3 separate regions of the Homo sapiens genome follow, and all the other regions are linked to region 2. Evidence: chromatin contacts called from ENCODE Hi-C or POLR2A ChIA-PET data. All regions are on one chromosome and are shown on one strand. The core of a region is the stretch at or near the end of the contact, and the rest is flanking DNA. Distances in the headings are between cores, read along the strand shown. Region 1 holds the start of RABGGTA (Rab geranylgeranyltransferase subunit alpha). Region 2 holds the start of PABPN1 (poly(A) binding protein nuclear 1). Region 3 holds the start of NEDD8-MDP1 (NEDD8-MDP1 readthrough).

Region 1 (2,700 bases), core at 1-2,500, 950 kb after region 2:
GCTGCTGGAGCACCTCTCGTCGGCAGTTCCAGAGGGTGGCAAAATCAGGGTTGGCTCCCAGAATCTGGCTTGTCAGTTCCAGCACGGACTCATCCAGCTCACCAGCCTGGCGCTAAGAAGATAGGTGGCAGGGTTAGAGATCATATAATTTTCCCACTACAGGACTAAATAACGTAAACTTAAAACCATCCAATATTCTGTGAATCCCACATTATACAACAGGTACTATGAACCATGCTTTATGGCCTTACAGGTATTCTCTCATTTAATCTTCACAACAGCCTTATGCAGTAGGTGCAATTATTAGCCCCATTTTACAGATGAGCAAACTGAGGCCCAAAGAGATTCAGCAACTTGCCCAAAGTCATACAGTTATAAGTGAGATAACCCAGAATTGGATCTAGGCAGTCTGACTCTAGGGACCAGCTCTTGGCCTCTGCACTATACTAAGGGAGCTACTTGGGGTCGGGGCTACCTCTGAGGGCCCCACCTTCTGGAATACGGCCTGGGTGGCTGACTGGTATAGCTTCAGCTTCTGCTCTCGCTCTAGCCTTTTGGCCTCCGCCTGCTCTTCTGACGTCTTCACCTTCAGGCGTCCGTGCTACAAGGATGAACGGGTTGGAAGAGTGCAGGTTGCCTTGCAGAAGCTGACCTGCAAAAACCCCACACTGTGGAGCCCTAGGTTCATACGGGGCAACCATGGCACTGCCACTGGGGGTGAGGGCGCGGGCCTGCGGAGGTGAAGGGCTGGGCTCAGGGTTCTCACCATGGTGCCGGCTCAGGGTTCAAGACAGGGGAAGGGTCCAGTGGTAGCCCTTGAAGTCTGAGGAGAGAAGTGTCAATCACGTAGCCCCGCCCCTACTAGCTCCGCCCACAGCTGTGTCCGGAAGCAGCAAGCGTGCCTGGGCAGAGACCCCCAGAGTGTAAAGAGGTCCTGGGACAGGCTTTGCACGTTCCACAAGAGGTGAGCACCCGGACTAGGACTTCCATCCGTGTGGCCCTTCCTATAGCCCGATTCGCCCGGGCCAGAGCGCGAGCCGGGGCACCTGGGCGTTGGGGACCACTCTGCTCCCCAAAGGTTGCCGCTACCCGCCCGTCCCACGGCTCCCGGGCACCCCCGCCCCCCGCGGGCGGACCCACCTGCGCTGGGAGGAGGCGCGGGGGACGCGGAGCTGCGGCGCCCGCCACAGAGCCCAGGCGCTGGCTAGAGCGGCGCCACGTCCCGGCTCATCGAAACGCAGCGCACTCTGCAGGCTTGGGGAGGGACTTGCGGCGGAAGAGGCCGGCTCGGAGGCGCGTGCGCGGGGGCTCTGCGCTCGCTGTCCGGAAACGCCTCGTACCTGTTAGCCACCTGGTGTGTACGAGTGCGCACGGGCGACTGTAGCGTGCGTGTGAAATGGGGGGAGGACCATGCCAGTTGGTAACTCAGAGTGCAATGTAGTTAGTGGAAGAGGTTTCTCCAACAGCCGGAAACCCGCACCTTCACTACTCCACTGACCTCACCCTGGCCACACCGACAGCCTTCTAGATGTCAAATCTAACAGGGGGAGTTTCCTGTCATTTTCTCTAACCTCTGAAGCATTTGACGCTACCCATTTCTTTATACTTGACACCCCCATTCTGGCTTCTCCTCCTGCACCTCTGCCTCTCTCTTCTCATCTGTTCACCTCCACCCCTAAATGTTGGTGATCTCCAGGGCCCTTTCCTCACCCCTTTTTCACTTCACCCACTGTTCCTGGGAGAATGTTTAAATGTAAGCCTTCAACTGCTTCGAGTTGGAGCTCCTCAGAGCTGTTTTGGCCCACAAATCTGGCATTACACTTTCTCTGGGTGAGTTCATCCACACTCATTGTTTTAATTACTACCTGTAAATTGATGACACCCAAATTTATATCTCCAGCCCAGATGTCTTGCAAGCTTAAATAACAATAAATAATATACATGCACATACATATTCAAACACCTGTTGGATATCACCTGGTGTCCCAGAGACACCTCAAACTCCAAAAGCCAAAAGGTATAAATTATCTTTCATCCATCCTGTCTAAACATTGGCCTTTATGTTTTCTATTGTAGTGAATGGCACTATTTCCTCCTCACTTCTTAAACTCGCTTAAATACTCTTTCTCTTCCCACTGCCACTAGGAGTTCAAACTCCGAATTTCTTCTCCAGATTGTTGAAAGTCTTTTCAGTGTTCTCCACCTCATCCCTTGTTATCAGTCCATCCTCTGTGCTACTGAATCCATTTTTCTAAAATGCAGATTTGACGTCATATCTGTGCCTAAAAGTGCTGAGTGGCTCCTTTTCAGGATAGAATTGTAATCTCTCAGCTCAGCACATCAGACCTATTGGCATTTGGGCTCTGCCTACTCTCTGGCTGTATATCCTGCCTGACCCTGCCAAAAACTCTTCATGACAGCCTACAGAAATACTTGCAGTTTCCTAAATATGTTAGCCTGTTCCCTCTTGACTCTCCTTTCTCCACACTCCTCCTTTGCCACAGTAATTCCTGTTTATCTTTAAGATTTAACTTTTTGAACTCCACAGTACAAAGAAAAAAAAATGTAACTCAAGTGGCACCTCGAGGAAGTTCTCTAAAATGCCCCAGTCTGATTTGATAGACCTTCATATGTACTTTTAAAGACTGTGATTTTTTTCCCTGTGCCTACTGCAAAGAAGGTTTTCTGGTGGAGCCTTTA
Region 2 (2,700 bases), core at 125-2,624:
AGTCCTGCCTTCCAGGGCTAGGTCTCATTGGTACTTGGGGTGCAGGGGTGTAGTGGGAACCTGCCAGGAGAAATTCCTCTGGGATCTTGGGGGCTTGAGGGCTTAAATGAAGGGTGGCACCCAAATCCCCAATCAATGCCTGTTCAATCAACAAACATCTAACAGGACATTATGTGGTAGGCATATTGCCAGGCCGTGGAGATGCGAATATAAATAGGAACCGGCCCCTCATCTGCAGGCGCTCACAACCTAGTTAGGAAACAGTAAAACAATTAAGCGCGCCGTGGAGATAGGCCCACTTGTCCTGGGAAATGAGGGGAAGCTGGGGTTTGCAGTGGTTTGATTGAAGGGGGACTACATGTTAGAGGCACAGACTGGGTGCAGGTACACCCAAAGGAACGAGAAGAGTGGAAGGAAACAACATCCACAAAGTAACCACATGCTGGCGTATCGAAGGCCGTGATTTACGGTTTTGAGACTTTACCTCGCCAGCAAAGGGGGGCCAGTCTGTTAGCGGTGCAGATTGGAGGGGTGACATTGGAAGCTGTCCAGGAAAAAGAAAATGGAACTGGGGAGCAGAAGGCCTACGCAAGAGGGCGGGACAGACAGGACTTGTGACTAGTAGCTCTGGACTGAGGAATCCTCCCTGCTTTCTGGTGCGGGAGAGCTAGTGGATGATGGTGCCAATAACCTGGATGGGGAAAGTAAGCTCCCTCCTGGAATGCTTCATTCACAACCTCCATTTTCAGCAACATCCCATCTACTGGTGCTTCCTGGTCGAGATACAAGTTTCCTGAAACTGCTGCTCTGTTTTGGGCCTCACCCGGCCAACAGCTCACTAGCTGGCAAGCAGTAGTATCAAGATGGCGGCCCCCTAGGACTGGCTAGTCATGTGACCTCGGGTTTCCCAAGTTTGAAGCCCGGCAGTCCTTTCGGGGGCAAGGTTCACCTGTCACGAAACGAGTGTCACCCCTTCGACTCTCGCAAGCCAATCGGCATCTGAGACTGGGCCACTGCGGTGAGGCGATCGGAAGATTGGTCCTTTCCAGTCGCCTAGCTAGGGCCAATCACGGAGCGTCCCATACTTCGCGGGCCCGCCCGTAGGCCGGGGAGAAGCAGGAATATCGTCACAGCGTGGCGGTATTATTACCTAAGGACTCGATAGGAGGTGGGACGCGTGTTGATTGACAGGCAGATTTCCCCTACCGGGATTTGAGAATTTGGCGCAGTGCCCCGCCTTAGAGGTGGGGCCTTATTTGATTGCCAAGTAATATTCCCCAATGGAGTACTAGCTCATGGTGACGGGCAGGCAGCTTGACTAATGAGTCCTCGGCGTGGCCGGCGCAGCTCTCCAATCGCCGGGCGGCGGGCCCCAGTCTGAGCGGCGATGGCGGCGGCGGCGGCGGCGGCAGCAGCAGCGGGGGCTGCGGGCGGTCGGGGCTCCGGGCCGGGGCGGCGGCGCCATCTTGTGCCCGGGGCCGGTGGGGAGGCCGGGGAGGGGGCCCCGGGGGGCGCAGGGGACTACGGGAACGGCCTGGAGTCTGAGGAACTGGAGCCTGAGGAGCTGCTGCTGGAGCCCGAGCCGGAGCCCGAGCCCGAAGAGGAGCCGCCCCGGCCCCGCGCCCCCCCGGGAGCTCCGGGCCCTGGGCCTGGTTCGGGAGCCCCCGGCAGCCAAGAGGAGGAGGAGGAGCCGGGACTGGTCGAGGGTGACCCGGGGGACGGCGCCATTGAGGACCCGGTGAGGGAAGGAGGGCGAGCGAGCAGGCCGGCGGCTGGCCGGCCGGGTCACTGGAGGCCCAGAGCTCGGGCGAGCGGGTGGCAGGCGGGGGGTGGGGTTGGGCGGGGAATAACGTGGCTGGGGCCGGGTCGGGCCGGGGATGGGTCAGCGATCACTACAAGGGGCCCGACTGGCTTGATTCGGGCGTCACGGTTGCCTAGTGTTGTTCTAGAGAGGGTAGCTTTTCTTTTATCACGACCCTCGCATGGGGCGAGGGAAATGGCCGAGCATGGCTGAGGCCGCGCTCTGGCCGAGAGCAGGGCACAGCCCCTGCGTTGGTTCCTCTTAAGCTGTCCTCCATACCCTCCCCACTTATATTAGGAGCTGGAAGCTATCAAAGCTCGAGTCAGGGAGATGGAGGAAGAAGCTGAGAAGCTAAAGGAGCTACAGAACGAGGTAGAGAAGCAGATGAATATGAGTCCACCTCCAGGCAATGGTGAGTAACTGGCGGTTGCACGCGGAGCCCGGGTTCTCGGGTTGGAAGGGTTGTGGGGAGGATGGGGAATGTGGGGTTAGATACTCGGCACCCTGGAGCTGCTTGTCTGAGCTATTATGACTGTGCCGCGGTCATAGTCCGTTGTGTGTTCCTCTGACCTTTGTGAGGCAGAACGTATATTTTGGTGGTGGTAGCCTTGTGCCTCCCTTTGTGCCTGTTATAATTGTGTTGCTCTTTGTTCTTAGTCTACGTCTATCTTTCTTTGTAGAGGTTGCGTGCTCGCATTTGACCTTCAAATCTAATAGTTTTTCCTCCAATTGGAGACGCTTTAGGATTCTAAGAGAAAGCAAGCTGCAAGGGGTTTCCCCTTTAATCTAGAAATGTGGAGTCTCAGCCCACTTAATTTTGCTCACTCTTAAAAGCATTTCAACCAAAGCCATTCATTAGGGATTTGATTTGGAGGCAGGAGGGATTCCTATACTGTTTT
Region 3 (2,700 bases), core at 201-2,700, 910 kb after region 2:
CTTTTTTTTCAGGCAGGGTCTGGAGTGCAGTGGTGCCATCACTGCTCACCGCGGCTTCGACATCCCAGGATCAATCAATCCTCCCATCTCGGCCTCCCGAATAGCTGGGCCTACAGGCATGCGCCCAGACCCTTGGCTAATTTTTTGAATTTATTGTACAGGCAGGGTTTCGCCATGTTGCCCAGGATGGTCTCCAACTCCTGGGCTCAAGCGATCGGCCTGCCTCGGCCTTCCAAAGTGCTGGGATTACAGGCGTGAGCCACCGCGCCCAGCCTATTTTCTCTTTTTAATGGCGCCAGTGACCCATTCACCTATTAAATTGATGTTACGACTCTTATATAGGCCGCTACTCAACGTTAAAAAAAATCATCTTTAACATACTATTTTAATACTAGACCTCAAATCTTAGCTAAGAAGTAGTTTGGAAGGACTGGGGAAGAGAAGGTTAAGAATGACTATTATGTACGGTAAATATGCTAAGAAGCTGATGAAATAACGATAGATTTACTTAGCTACAAAAAGGCCAAACTAGCATTAGACTTCACTTGTCAGCAGTTTTGTTTTTTTGAGGGGGGCGTGGGGGGGGGGGTCTCTGTCTGTCTGAAGGCACAAAAGAGGAAACAGCAGATAGGACTAACGAGGGCTGGAAATTGGTGAAGAACCACCACGGGAGTTGAGAGATGCAGATGAAGGAAACCATGGCTAGTAGCAAGAACTAGGGCAGCGGTAACTAACCTGCCTCAGCCAAGGAAGTGAGGCTGGTCCAGGATGCCAGGCTCAGAAAGGCAGGTACTGACTGAACACACTCCCCGCTTTGGTTCCTGTAGGACGGGTGAGATACCACACCTTGGCAACCACCAGTAAAGGCTCATAGTCTAGCCCTTGGGAGGCCCCGATTTTAGGGCTGTGCTCGGAGGCGACCTACGTTAGGGACTGGGAGAAGCAGGTACCCTGGGAATGAAGAATGGAGAGCAGCGCTTACTCCAAGAATCTGAGAGACGGGGGAGTCAAGCCGCTGCTAGGCCTTCTCTATGACTGCGGGGGTTCGAATACAGTGAGACCCGACAAAAGCGACCCCATTCTGGGTGATAGCACAGTCCTGGCAAAAAAGCAGGCATGGCAAAATACCCCAGGGTCGTCAGGTGGGACCTGGGCCCCGCTCTCAAAGCCCTTCTGGGTCCCCCTATTTCCCACCACCCCTCGCGCGGAGCCCTGAGGCAGTCAGCGTCCTCCAGGCTAGGGAAAGGCGTGGTTTTCCTTCCCCACGTCTCCCGTAAGGCACTGCTGCCAGCCCAGTACTACTGCGTCTTGGCAAGGCTGGAGGTGCTCCCACCTTCACTTTAATTAGCATCTTCTTTCCAGTTTGGGGCTGCACACGGATAAATTGCTGCTCCTACCGCTCCGGTCGCCGCTGCCGCCCTCCAGCACTCTTGCCTGCAAGGGCCACTTCTACTTCCGGGTCACTGTCTGGCTCCACCCCCCCCCCCCCCCCCACTGGGTTCCGGAAAGGCTCAGGGTTGCTCCCGCGTTTCGGTTCAGTGACGTCGTAAATTGGAATGAGGCATCCAGTTTAGCAACAGCAGAGATGACGACTCTGCGATTCTGAGAGTCCCTGGCGAGCCCGGGCTAGCGAAAAGTGGGGGCAGAACGAACTACATCTCCCATCGTGCCAGGAGGCGGTCCCGCCCGTTTCCCCCTGGGAGTTGTAGTCTAACCCCCTCGGATCCAACAGCAACCTCAGTGCGTGAACTCTGTTATCCAGAAGGCCTCGCCCTGCCGCCGCCGAAGCTGGAATTCGTCGGCTAGTAGTTCTCGCCGGCAACTAGAGGAACCTGTTGGCGTGGCCCAGAAGGCTTAGCGGGATTGCACGAGGTTAGTTGCTAAGCAAGGTGGTCTTTGGTCAACTGCCGCCTGGACCAAGGCAACAGGAAGTGAGTACCTCTATTCCGGAAACTAGTTATGAACCCTCCCCGCCCCCCGTCGCCAACATTCCTTCGTTCCCCTAAATCAGCCTCTTGCCCCATTGCTCTTTGCAGGGGTAGAAGAAGGAAGTGTAGCGGGGTAAGGAATGCACCGTCAGGGTCTCTCACAACCCTTTCCCAGCTCTCCTCCCCAACAAACAGTACCTGGGATGGAGCCCTAGGGTAATCGCAGCCACGGGATGGGTCGAGGTGACAGGCTTCAGGGACCACACTTCGGCCTTTGCCCGACCTTCCACAACTTAAGCGAAGAGAGGCCACCAGCCGTAACAGGGCGTTAAAGCCCAGGGGAAGATTGGTCCTTATGACTTCCTGCCTTCCAGCCCTCAGATTCATCGCTACCCCGAGGCTAAGCGCCATGCCTCATATTGACAACGATGTGAAACTGGACTTCAAGGATGTCCTTTTGAGGCCCAAACGCAGTACCCTTAAGTCTCGAAGTGAGGTGAGCAAGCTTCTCTACTTGCTGTTTCTTGACCCCACGCTCCCGGTGGGCCACAACCAAGAAAGATGCCTGTCCTTGTCCTAATATGGTACGTTTTTTGGATTAATGAAATGGTCAATTTCCTGTTCATATCTGCAGGTGGATCTCACAAGATCCTTTTCATTTCGGAACTCAAAGCAGACATACTCTGGGGTTCCCATCATTGCTGCCAATATGGATACTGTGGGCACCTTTGAGATGGCCAAGGTTCTCTGTAAGGTAGGGCTTTCCTCATGC

What was found. Hi-C counts contacts between places; a loop is a spot of excess contacts on that map. ChIA-PET counts read pairs that join two places held with the same protein, here RNA polymerase II (POLR2A). Pooled maps may share reads with other maps.
Region 1: a map of naive thymus-derived CD4-positive, alpha-beta T cell shows a loop between it and region 2 (19-fold over the local background). The contact joins the promoter of RABGGTA here to the promoter of PABPN1 in region 2. A Hi-C loop is called at or near these places in 1 of 168 maps with a recorded cell type or tissue (naive thymus-derived CD4-positive, alpha-beta T cell) and 9 of 50 pooled maps. POLR2A ChIA-PET finds 5 or more read pairs at or near these places in 1 of 52 experiments (HepG2).
Region 3: a loop to region 2 is called in a pooled map, with 21 times the contacts of the local background. The contact joins the promoter of NEDD8-MDP1 here to the promoter of PABPN1 in region 2. A Hi-C loop is called at or near these places in 11 of 50 pooled maps. POLR2A ChIA-PET finds 5 or more read pairs at or near these places in 5 of 52 experiments (CD4-positive, alpha-beta T cell, HepG2, OCI-LY7 and 2 more).

What each region holds. Positions count from the first base shown.
Region 1 is chr14:24,270,347-24,273,046 of GRCh38, forward strand. RABGGTA (Rab geranylgeranyltransferase subunit alpha) reads right to left here and starts at 1,251. Exons shown (of 17, transcript NM_182836.3): 1 at 1,141-1,251; 2 at 767-823; 3 at 491-601; 4 at 1-112. The coding sequence starts at 769. It also overlaps a transcript of NOP9 not described here. RefSeq lists enhancers at 569-778, 1,519-1,598 and silencers at 969-1,258, 1,329-1,428.
Region 2 is chr14:23,320,083-23,322,782 of GRCh38, forward strand. PABPN1 (poly(A) binding protein nuclear 1) reads left to right here and starts at 1,375. Exons shown (of 7, transcript NM_004643.4): 1 at 1,375-1,738; 2 at 2,099-2,213. The coding sequence starts at 1,388. BCL2L2-PABPN1 (BCL2L2-PABPN1 readthrough) reads left to right here. Exons shown (of 8, transcript NM_001387346.1): 4 at 2,099-2,213. RefSeq lists enhancers at 466-1,116, 805-874, 1,128-1,939, 1,940-2,700 and silencers at 1,275-1,704, 1,765-1,834.
Region 3 is chr14:24,230,917-24,233,616 of GRCh38, forward strand. NEDD8-MDP1 (NEDD8-MDP1 readthrough) reads right to left here and starts at 1,451. Exons shown (of 7, transcript NM_001199823.3): 1 at 1,334-1,451. The coding sequence starts at 1,351. It overlaps NEDD8 (NEDD8 ubiquitin like modifier), which reads right to left and starts at 1,451. Exons shown (of 4, transcript NM_006156.3): 1 at 1,334-1,451. The coding sequence starts at 1,351. GMPR2 (guanosine monophosphate reductase 2) reads left to right here and starts at 2,013. Exons shown (of 10, transcript NM_001002002.3): 1 at 2,013-2,061; 2 at 2,303-2,424; 3 at 2,563-2,682. The coding sequence starts at 2,338. RefSeq lists enhancers at 1,315-2,180, 1,347-1,641.